Regions from separate parts of the Homo sapiens genome. Here regions 1 and 2 are each linked to region 3. A link is a contact called in ENCODE Hi-C or POLR2A ChIA-PET data. All regions are on one chromosome and are shown on one strand. The core of a region is the stretch at or near the end of the contact, and the rest is flanking DNA. Distances in the headings are between cores, read along the strand shown. Region 1 has its middle 25 kb from the start of FGFR3. Region 2 overlaps NSD2 (nuclear receptor binding SET domain protein 2). Region 3 overlaps LETM1 (leucine zipper and EF-hand containing transmembrane protein 1).

Region 1 (3,054 bases), core at 167-2,666, 71 kb before region 3:
CGAAAGCAGGGTTCACCCACCCAGTTCGGGCCTTAGTGACCCGCGCTCAGCCACAGCCACAGGGCCCTTCAGCAGGTCGCCCGAGGCCCCTCCCCCACCTCCTCTCCAGTCCAGGGTCCGAGGACGGGTCTCCGGCCATCCCCGCCTCAGGGGTCAGCACAGAAGCTCCAGCCAGAGCCTGGTCCCTGCCCTCTTCAGACCAGGGCTGTAGGGGGATGTCCTGCCACTGGCAGGGGTCGGCCGCCTGCCCTCACCCTCCTGGCTCCGGCGGGCGCGGCTGGAATGTTTGCCTTTGCTGTTTGCCGGGGGAAGGGGGGGTGGGGTGAGCGCGGCCCCCCGGGGAGCCCTGTCCCGTCCAGCTGGGTCCGCGAGGCCAGTCGGCCGTGGAGGGGACCCTCCGGCTCCGACGGGGAGTTCCAGGGCCGGCGGTGGCACAAAGGGTGCTTCCTGCCCGCGGTGGTCCCTCGTCTGCTCCGGCCCCTGCGGCCCCGACTGGGAGACCCAAGCCCAGAGGCGCGCCCGGCCCCACCGCCCCCTCCGCCCGCCCGCCTCCGGGGCTCCCCGCGCGGCTCGGAGATTATGCAAATCCCCGGCGGCTCCTTAATTAAATCCCTAACGAGGCGCTGGGGCCGGGCCAGGGGCGGCGCTGAAAGCCGGGGTCACGCTCCAGAGGGGCCCGGCCCGTCTGCGACCAGGGGGCCCCCGCGCCCCTCCCGGCCTGGGAACCACGGCGCAGCCTGAGGGGGCGGGTCTCCCCTCCTCCCTCCCTCCCCTCCTGCCCCTCCCTCCCCTCCTGCCCCTCCCTCCCCTCCTGCCCCTCCCTCCCCTCCTCCCCCTCCCTCTCCCTCCTTCCCCCCTCCGCTCTGCCCCGCTCGCCCGGCCGCTCCCGGCCTCGGTGTCCCCACCGGGAGGCGCGCGCGGACCCTCCGGGCGCCGAGGGCTGGGGTCCCGGGCGCGAGGCCGCCGGGTCGGGGGCGGGGCCGGCGGGGGCAGCGGCCCCCAGCGCCCCGCGCTCCCCTTTCAGCCGCCTGTTGTTGGGCCAACAGCTCGGGCCGCAGCCGCCTGAAAGGCCGGGATTAGCGAACATTAGCGGCCTTTGAGCGGCGCCCGGGGAGCCCCTTCCGCCCGCCACGCCCGCGCCGGCCGGAGCCCCCCGCCCCGCGCCCCGCGCCCCGCTCCCGACCCCGCTCCGCCAGCAGCGGCCCGGAGCTGCCCTTTGTGCAGAGCTGGGGCGGCCCGTACCGTCGTGCCCTTCGGAGAGACCCAAGGGTGTTCTCCAGGTGGGAGGGGTGGTGCCCCCGCTAGGTCACGGCCGCCGCCCCCACCCCGGCCCACCCCGCCTTCCACCCCCACCCCAGGCCCCGGCTTCCAGCCCTTCTTCGCAACCCCAGCACCGCCTCCTCCCGGCAGCCAGCGGGAGTTTCCTGAGCTCAGCCCCAGGTCGCTGGGTCCCTGCACGCCTCCCGTCCTCCTGGAAGCCCTGGCTCCAAGGTTCCATAGGCAGGTTAGCACCCCTTCCCCACCCCCCACCTGGCCTCATCCTTTTCTCTCAAAGTAGTTTCTGGGCTCTGGGGCCAGAGGGGAGGCTGCTCATGAGATGTCGCTGTTCCCAGACAGAGCTCCGGCCCTCTCACATATGCGGAGCGCTGTCTGAACGCCCGGCCCTATCCCGGGACACCTGACCCAGATTACATTACAAAAAGGTGTTGTTATTACCCTCATTTTACAGGTGGGAAAATGAGGTGCAGTGAGGCAGCCCAAGGTCACCCTACAGCAGGTGTGGAGGGGGAACTTGACCTCAGCCCCAACACCAAGGGTGTACTCGCCCGTTCTCACCTGGCCCCGCCGTCTCCAGGGCCGCCTATTTAGGGTAATTGCTGGCCCAGGAGCCCAGGGGCTCTGCACATCTGCCCAGCCCTGCAGGGGCCTAGGGCAGGGGTCTTGGCCTGGACCACACGCGTGTGGCTGGCCCTGCGGTCCACAGGGGATGGCCTGGGCCGGGCTTCCCTCTCTAATCCTCCGTCTTTTCCTGCTCATGCTGGCCCCAAGCGCAGCTCGACCCTCGCTGCCGCCCAGGACCCGCTTCCAGCAACCCAGCCACAGGGACACGTGCACACATGCACACGCAGGCACACACAGGCACAGGCACCCCAGCAGGCGCCCCGGCCTCAGGAGAGTAAACATCTTCACCAGAGGAAGCAACAAGCCCTCTCCCAAGAGAAAAAATGTGGCCAAACCTGACCCAGGCAGGCCTGTGGGGGGCCGGCTGGGGGCCCCATTCCTGTTGCCACCCAGAGTCACGTTGGCCTCTGAAGTTTGGTGGTAAAACATTGACAGTCCCCTGCCCCCCACCCACAGGCCTGGCACCCACACGGGTTGCGTTCTGGGAGGAGTGTGGGGCCAAGCAGGCCAGCAGGGCTAGGCAGGTGGGCACCAGGTGGGCACCTAACAGGTGCTGTTGCCCCAGCGCATGTGTGGGTGGGCTGCAGTGAGTCCCCGGAGGGCTGTATCGGCGGGCCCCCTCTGCCCCCCACATGCCCACAGCCCCGTGTCTCCTGATGCCCCCACCCTGTGCCCAGATAGTTCAGGACCAGTTCAGGCAGGTGTGGGGCCTGTGGGGCTTCAGGGGGCGGCCTTGGCTCTAGGGGGCACCCGTTGGAGCCTATCAGTGCCCAGGGCAGAGGCTCTGTGGGTCCCGCCTGCCAGAGTCCTCTGTCCTAGGCCCCACGGTGATGACCCTGAGCTCAGGAGCCCCGTCTTTGCTGGTTGGAGGAGTTTTTGGCCAGCTCTGACCCCCTTGCCTCTGGAAAGGCAGAGTCCTCCGAGTCCCCCATGGCTTCCGCTCTCCTGGCCAGGACAAGGACAGGCCTGGCCGGATCCTGTGACTCTGAAGAAACCACAGGAGCCTGGGGTTTGCAGCGGGAAACCCGATCAAGTAATGACAGGGTTGATGTGGGGGCGACTGGCCAAGGGGGGGCCGCTCCACCATGGGGGTCCCATGGCCTCCACTTCCCACTGAGACCAGGCAGCAGGGCTAGTTCTCTGCCTTTGCTC
Region 2 (2,770 bases), core at 174-2,673, 68 kb after region 3:
CCGCAGCCCAACTTATATATCATTGCATCTTTTCCCTGCCTTGGAGTTAAGTAATTCCTGTAGTCTGCAACAGCTTCTCTGACATTCAGATATACTGCCATTTTTACTTCTCTCTCTCTCTCTTTTTTTTTTTTTTTTTTTTTTTTGAGACACAGTTTCACTCTGTCTCCCAGGCTAGAGTGCACTGGCGCGATCTCAGCTCACTGCAACCTCTGCTTCCTGGGTTCAAGGAATTCTTGTGTCTCAGCTTCCTGAGTAGCTGGGATTATAGGTGTGTGCCACTATGCCTGGCTAATTTTTGTATTTTTAGTAGAGATGGGGTTTCACCATATTGGCCAGGCTGGTCTCAAACCTCTGACCTCAAGTGATCTGCCCACCTCGGCCTCCCAAAGTGCTGGGATTACAGGCGTGAGCCACCGTGCCCGGCCTCATCTCTCTTTCTTTGCTTGACTCCGGGACCTTGCACTGTGGCTAAGTGCTTTCACTCTTGTGCTTATGGCACCGTTGTGTTACTCTCTGCGGTTGAGGCTGGGACTCAGGAATCAGCCTGCCAGGGTCTAGTTAGCTGGCTGATCTTGATAATGAACTTAATCTCGCTAAGCTTCAGTTTCCCTGTATATGAAAATGAGGAAGATGATACCATCACCTTCATGGAAAGGTCTTAATGCAGTGACCACCGGATGCTCGTATTAGCAATTGTCATTATCCTCACTTTTACTTTTAAAACCTGAGTTTTTATTGTTTCAACTCCCATTCCCCTGGTTTCTTCTATAGCTGCTTCCTGAAAACCTTCATGTTTGACCAGTTATTAACCCTGCAGCCACCTAGTGTTTGGTTAATTTTAATACTTTTGTATCTGTTTTTAAGTGTTTTCATGTCCTCAGGTATTCCCTCAGTTTTCAAAACATAATGCCAAATGGGTATACTTGGATTCTAGCTTTTTTTGTGTATGTGTGAAATATTTGATCTATTTTTTTAATCTATTTTAAAAACTTTCAAGTCAAAGTAAAACAGCACAGCAGACACCTATCCCCTCATCTAGATTCTCCACCTTGAAACATCTTGTTCTACCTGTTGAATCTCTTTTTTTTTTTTTTTTTTTTTTTGTGACACAGTCTCACTCTGTTGCCAGGCTGGAGTGCAGTGGCACGATTTTGGCAACCTCTGCCTCCTGGGTTCAAGCAATTCTCCTGCCTCAGTCTCCCAAGTAGGTGGGACTACAGGTGCACGCCACCACACCCAGCTAATTTTTGTATTTTTAGTACAAATGGGGTTTCACCATGTTGGCCAGGATGATCTTGATCTCTTGACCTTGTGATCCACCCACCTTGGCCTCCCAATGGGATTACAGGCATGAGTCACTGTGCCTAGCCTCCATCTCTTTTGTTGCATGATGGCTGGTAGCTTTCGTGGCACTGTTACCCCCAAATACGTCAGAACAAGGACAGTTTCCTTATTGACTCAGCACCAGCCGCATTTCGGGAAACATCACATCAGTAACAAGATCTGTTGCTGTGCTAAGAGCAGGTGTAGGGCGTGTCCCCAGCAGGCCCCTACCTGTCTTTTTCTGTACTTCAGGGTTGAGATGCATACTCGGCATCTGGTGGTTGTGCCTCTTTAGCTTCTGCTAGTCTAGAACAGCACTCCCAATCCCCAATTCCTCATGACTGCTTTAGCTTTCTCATGATCAGACCTAGGTCAGAAAGGCCAGGTTGGATCTCACAGTTGGAACCTTGAAAGGTAGCTTTGGCCCTTTACTAAAGATCTGTGTACAGAAGAAGGGAGTGTCCTGCACCAGCATAGGCTGGGCAGTGGCCTGCCTCACCTCAGCAGTCGGCTTCTCTAGGAATTATTGTGGGATGTAGAGTAGGAGGCACAAGCAAACCTACTTCAGAAGACTGATAATATACTTTTTTGTGTGTGTGAAGGCATTAGAGTATAAAAGATACTGTACATTTGAAAAGCAGTTCAGAAGGAGTCAAGCCTGGGTAGATAACCCTCCAACTGAAAGGAGATTCAGATAATCTTAAAAGAAAAGGGGTCAAAGGAAGTGAGCAGAACAAAGAGAAGTGAGGGAAGGACAGAGTGCTAGTCAGACCACATCAGGAGGAGCTTATGTGTCAGCTGACCCACCCCTGGTAGGCGATGACCACCAGAGCTCTCTGTGGAAAGGCACAGGTCCCCATTGTCACTAATGAGGGACCTGTGGGCTGTGCTTGTAGTCTGTCCCAACAGTGTAGCTTTTGTTGTTGTTGTTTTGAGATAGGGTCTTGGCTCTGTTGCTCTGTCCAGGCTAGAGTACAGTGGCACAATCATAGCTCACTCCAGGCTCAAACTCCTGGGCTCAGGTCATCTTCTTCCTGCCTTGGCCTCCCAAATTGTTGGGATTACAAGTGTGAGCCACCATACCTGTCCCCAGCAGCCACGGCTTTAGCAGTCCTTGATGATTCATCATGGACTTGTTAAATGGTAACTGGCTATTATTGCACTTTCTACATTTTAGTTGTCATTTTTCTATGAAAATGAGCTCCTCCCTAAAAAAAAAAGAGTTATATATTTTAGTTCTTATTTTCTTAAATCCTCACATTGTCCCAAATTTGACCAGTGGGAGTTCTATTAAGTTCCTTTAAGTTGTATGCCTTTGACATGTCCCCGTCAGCCCTTGAGCACCTCTTTACGTTCTGGTACAACAAGATGTTCCAGGCTCATCTTGTACTGTTTTTCCCACCACCCCCCCCAACCCTAGCATCAGCCGTTTCTCAGAGAAGGC
Region 3 (2,851 bases), core at 15-2,514:
TGGGATTACACGCGCCCGCCACCACGACCGGCTAATTTTTGTATTTTTAGTAGAGACAGGGTTTCACCGTGTTGGCCAGGATGGTCTCGATCTCTTGACCTCATGATCGGCCCGCCTCGGCCTCCCAAAGTTCTGGGATTACAGGTGTGAGCCACTGCGCCCGGCCAGGATTATCTTTAAAAAGGAAGGCCTCCCAGCACTTTGGGAGGCCGAGGCAGCAGGACTGCTTGAGGTCAGGAGTTTGAGACCAACCTTGGCAATATAGTGAGACCCAGTCTCTACGAAAAATTTAAAAATTAGCCTGGCATGACAGCGTGCGTCTGTGGTCCCAGCTACACTGGAGGCTGAGGTAGGAGGATCCCTTATGCCCGGGAGGGCTGAGGCTTTGGTTAGCCATGAGGTTGCAACTGCACTCCAGCCTGGGTGGGGGAGCGAGAACCTGTCTCAAAAATAAAAATAAGTAAATAAATAGTAGAGCCACAAAAACGTAATATAAACCCCAAGAGCTAGAAACCATGAGGTGTTCTTGGGAGGAAAGGATGGAGCAGACAGGAGATGAGGCTGCACCTGGGAGAGAGTGGACTCGATTCCCACATAGGGCTGCACTCTCTGAGGCCCATGGTGTCCCATGGCTCTCACAGAAGCAAACAATATCTGTGCTGAAGAAACTAGCTCACCACCTACATCACACAAGGTTTACCCCTCTGAAGTGAGATTCCATCTCTTTTAAATTAAAAAATTAATTTAAAATAAACTAATTGAGCTTCTAGAGTTAAAAACATAGGCACTGAAAATAAAACCTTGGTGGCTGCATTAAACAAGATTACTTCAGCTGAAAAGAGAATGAATAAAATAGAAAGAAAACATCTAGATTGCAGCCCTGAAACAAAGACAGAAAATGGAGAATCTTTTCAGAACCGTGAAGGACAGCAGGAGCTGGTGCACCAGAGGACAAACCAGGAGCCCCGAGAGCCTGGGCACTGGTGAGCGAGCAGGTTCTATCACAGATGGCAGATGTGGAACCTTGGGGTCAGAAGCACGGATCCCAAAAATAAAAACAACTCACCCAGAGGGACACGCGCAGCCCCTCCAGACAGACGTTGAAGCAGTTAAGACAGAAAGGGCCTGCACCTGCAGCAGAGGTGCACCTGTGCAGATGCAGACCCCTCCCAGGAAACAGCAGTGGAGAGCCAGGGCAAGGCATCAAGAGGGTGAAGGCATCGAGAGTGGGTGGAGCTGTGTGCTGAAAACTGCTGCTGGGAAAGAGTTGAAGCAGGAGCAGACGGTGTTGCAATTCAATTCAGTGGCGAGGTGCGCCTTTCCATAGGTGTGGTTAGTTATGACAGGTATTGGTTCCTGGCTCTACTGCCCTTGTTACAGTCTTGTGATAATGTTAGGTGTGTCAGGCCTTGGGGGCAGGCCTCTGACCTCTCTACCCTCCTTTCACCTGCCCTAAGGCAGGTCACTAATCTTCCCAACTTCCTGACTATGGGTTTTAAGACCCTCCCTAAAGAGGGTTCCGTCCTATTCCCTGAGGGAAGGAATGCCCAAGAGGACTGGGTTCAAGGAGCTTCCAGAAAGCTGAACACGGTAGAGGTTCACCGGGGGTTGCACCCTGGGAAGCATGGAAGATCCATGCCCCTTCCCCGTACATACCTTGCCTTACGGTCTCTTGACCTGCATCCTTTGCACTATGCTTTATAGTAAACTGATAAATTTAAGTGTTTCTCTAAGTTCTGTGAGCCGCTCCAGCAAATTAATCAAACCCAAAGGGGTGGGGGTGGGTGTCACACCTCATGTAGCCCATAAATACGTATACCTACTATGTACCCACAAAAACAAAACAATTTAAAAACAAAGAGGGGGCCAGGCACAGTGGCCCACGCCTATAATCCCAGCACTTTGCGAGGCCAAGGCAGGTGGATCACTTGAGGCCAGGAGTTCGAGAGCAGCCTGGCCAACGCGGTGAAACCCCTCTCTACTAAAAATACAAACATTAGCCGGGTGTGATGGTATATGCCTGTAGTCCCAGCTACTCAGGTGGCTGAGGCAGGAGAATCACTTGAACCCAGGAGGCGGAGGTTGCAGTGAGCCGAGATTGTGCCACTGCACTCAGGCCTGGGCAACAGAGTGAGACTCTGCCTCAAAAAATAAGGTTGGGCGCGGTGGTTCACGCCTGTAATCCCAGCACTTTGGGAGGCCGAGGTGGGCAGATCATGAGGTCAGGAGATCAAGACCATTCTGGCTAACACGGTGAAACCCCGTCTCTACTAAAAATACAAAAAATTAGCCGGGCGTGGTGGCGGGTGCCTGTAGTGCCAGCTACTCGGGAGGCTGAGGCAGGAGAATGGTGTGGACCCCGGGGGGCGGAGCCTGCAGCGAGCCGAGATCGCACCACTGCACTCCAGCCTGGGCGACAGTGAGACTCCATCTCAAAAAATAAATAAATAAACAAATAAATATAAAAATAATAATAATAAAAAAAAAACGAAGCGGGGGTGGTGGGAACCTAACTTGAAGCCAGTCTGTCAGAAGTTCCGAGAGGCCTGGACTTGAGACTGGTAGGGGGCACCTTGGGGACAGAGCCCTCACCCTGTGGGATCTGATGTTATCTCTGGGTAGACAGTATCAGAACTAAATCAGAGGACACCCAGCTGGTGTCTGCTGCGTGGTCTTCTATGTTGATGACTGTTGTGGTGGAGGGTAGAGGAAATACACAGGTAAACCAAGTTTTTCCTAGGCAATAGGTTTTACCGATTTTTATTCTCTACCAAACAGAAAGCAAGCACTAAAAATATTTTTCAAGCAATCTATAGAGTGAAAAGAATTTGGGCACGGCCCAGCACGGTGG

What was found. Hi-C counts contacts between places; a loop is a spot of excess contacts on that map. ChIA-PET counts read pairs that join two places held with the same protein, here RNA polymerase II (POLR2A). Pooled maps may share reads with other maps.
Region 1: a loop to region 3 is called in a map of heart left ventricle, with 7 times the contacts of the local background. The contact joins two enhancer-like sites. A Hi-C loop is called at or near these places in 2 of 168 maps with a recorded cell type or tissue (endothelial cell of hepatic sinusoid and heart left ventricle) and 1 of 50 pooled maps. POLR2A ChIA-PET finds 5 or more read pairs at or near these places in 2 of 52 experiments (H1 and activated T-cell).
Region 2: POLR2A ChIA-PET joins it to region 3 with 11 read pairs in activated T-cell. The contact joins two enhancer-like sites. A Hi-C loop is called at or near these places in 9 of 168 maps with a recorded cell type or tissue (CD14-positive monocyte, GM12878, IMR-90 and 6 more), 27 of 37 single-sample maps with no recorded cell type and 13 of 50 pooled maps. POLR2A ChIA-PET finds 5 or more read pairs at or near these places in 6 of 52 experiments (AG04450, GM12878, OCI-LY7 and 3 more).

What each region holds. Positions count from the first base shown.
Region 1 is chr4:1,766,600-1,769,653 of GRCh38, forward strand. No RefSeq gene overlaps it. Among named protein-coding and RNA genes, the nearest start is that of FGFR3, 25 kb to the right of the region's middle. RefSeq lists enhancers at 1-428, 1,507-2,072, 2,073-2,638. Within about 2 kb of position 1,417, at least 4 of the 41 ENCODE cell types and tissues checked have a DNase peak (open chromatin) inside an H3K27ac peak, as active enhancers do.
Region 2 is chr4:1,906,533-1,909,302 of GRCh38, forward strand. All of the region lies in intron 3 of NSD2 (nuclear receptor binding SET domain protein 2), which reads left to right. Among named protein-coding and RNA genes, the nearest start is that of NSD2, 37 kb to the left of the region's middle. Within about 2 kb of position 1,424, at least 2 of the 41 ENCODE cell types and tissues checked have a DNase peak (open chromatin) inside an H3K27ac peak, as active enhancers do.
Region 3 is chr4:1,838,232-1,841,082 of GRCh38, forward strand. All of the region lies in intron 3 of LETM1 (leucine zipper and EF-hand containing transmembrane protein 1), which reads right to left. Among named protein-coding and RNA genes, the nearest start is that of LETM1, 16 kb to the right of the region's middle. Within about 2 kb of position 1,265, at least 2 of the 41 ENCODE cell types and tissues checked have a DNase peak (open chromatin) inside an H3K27ac peak, as active enhancers do.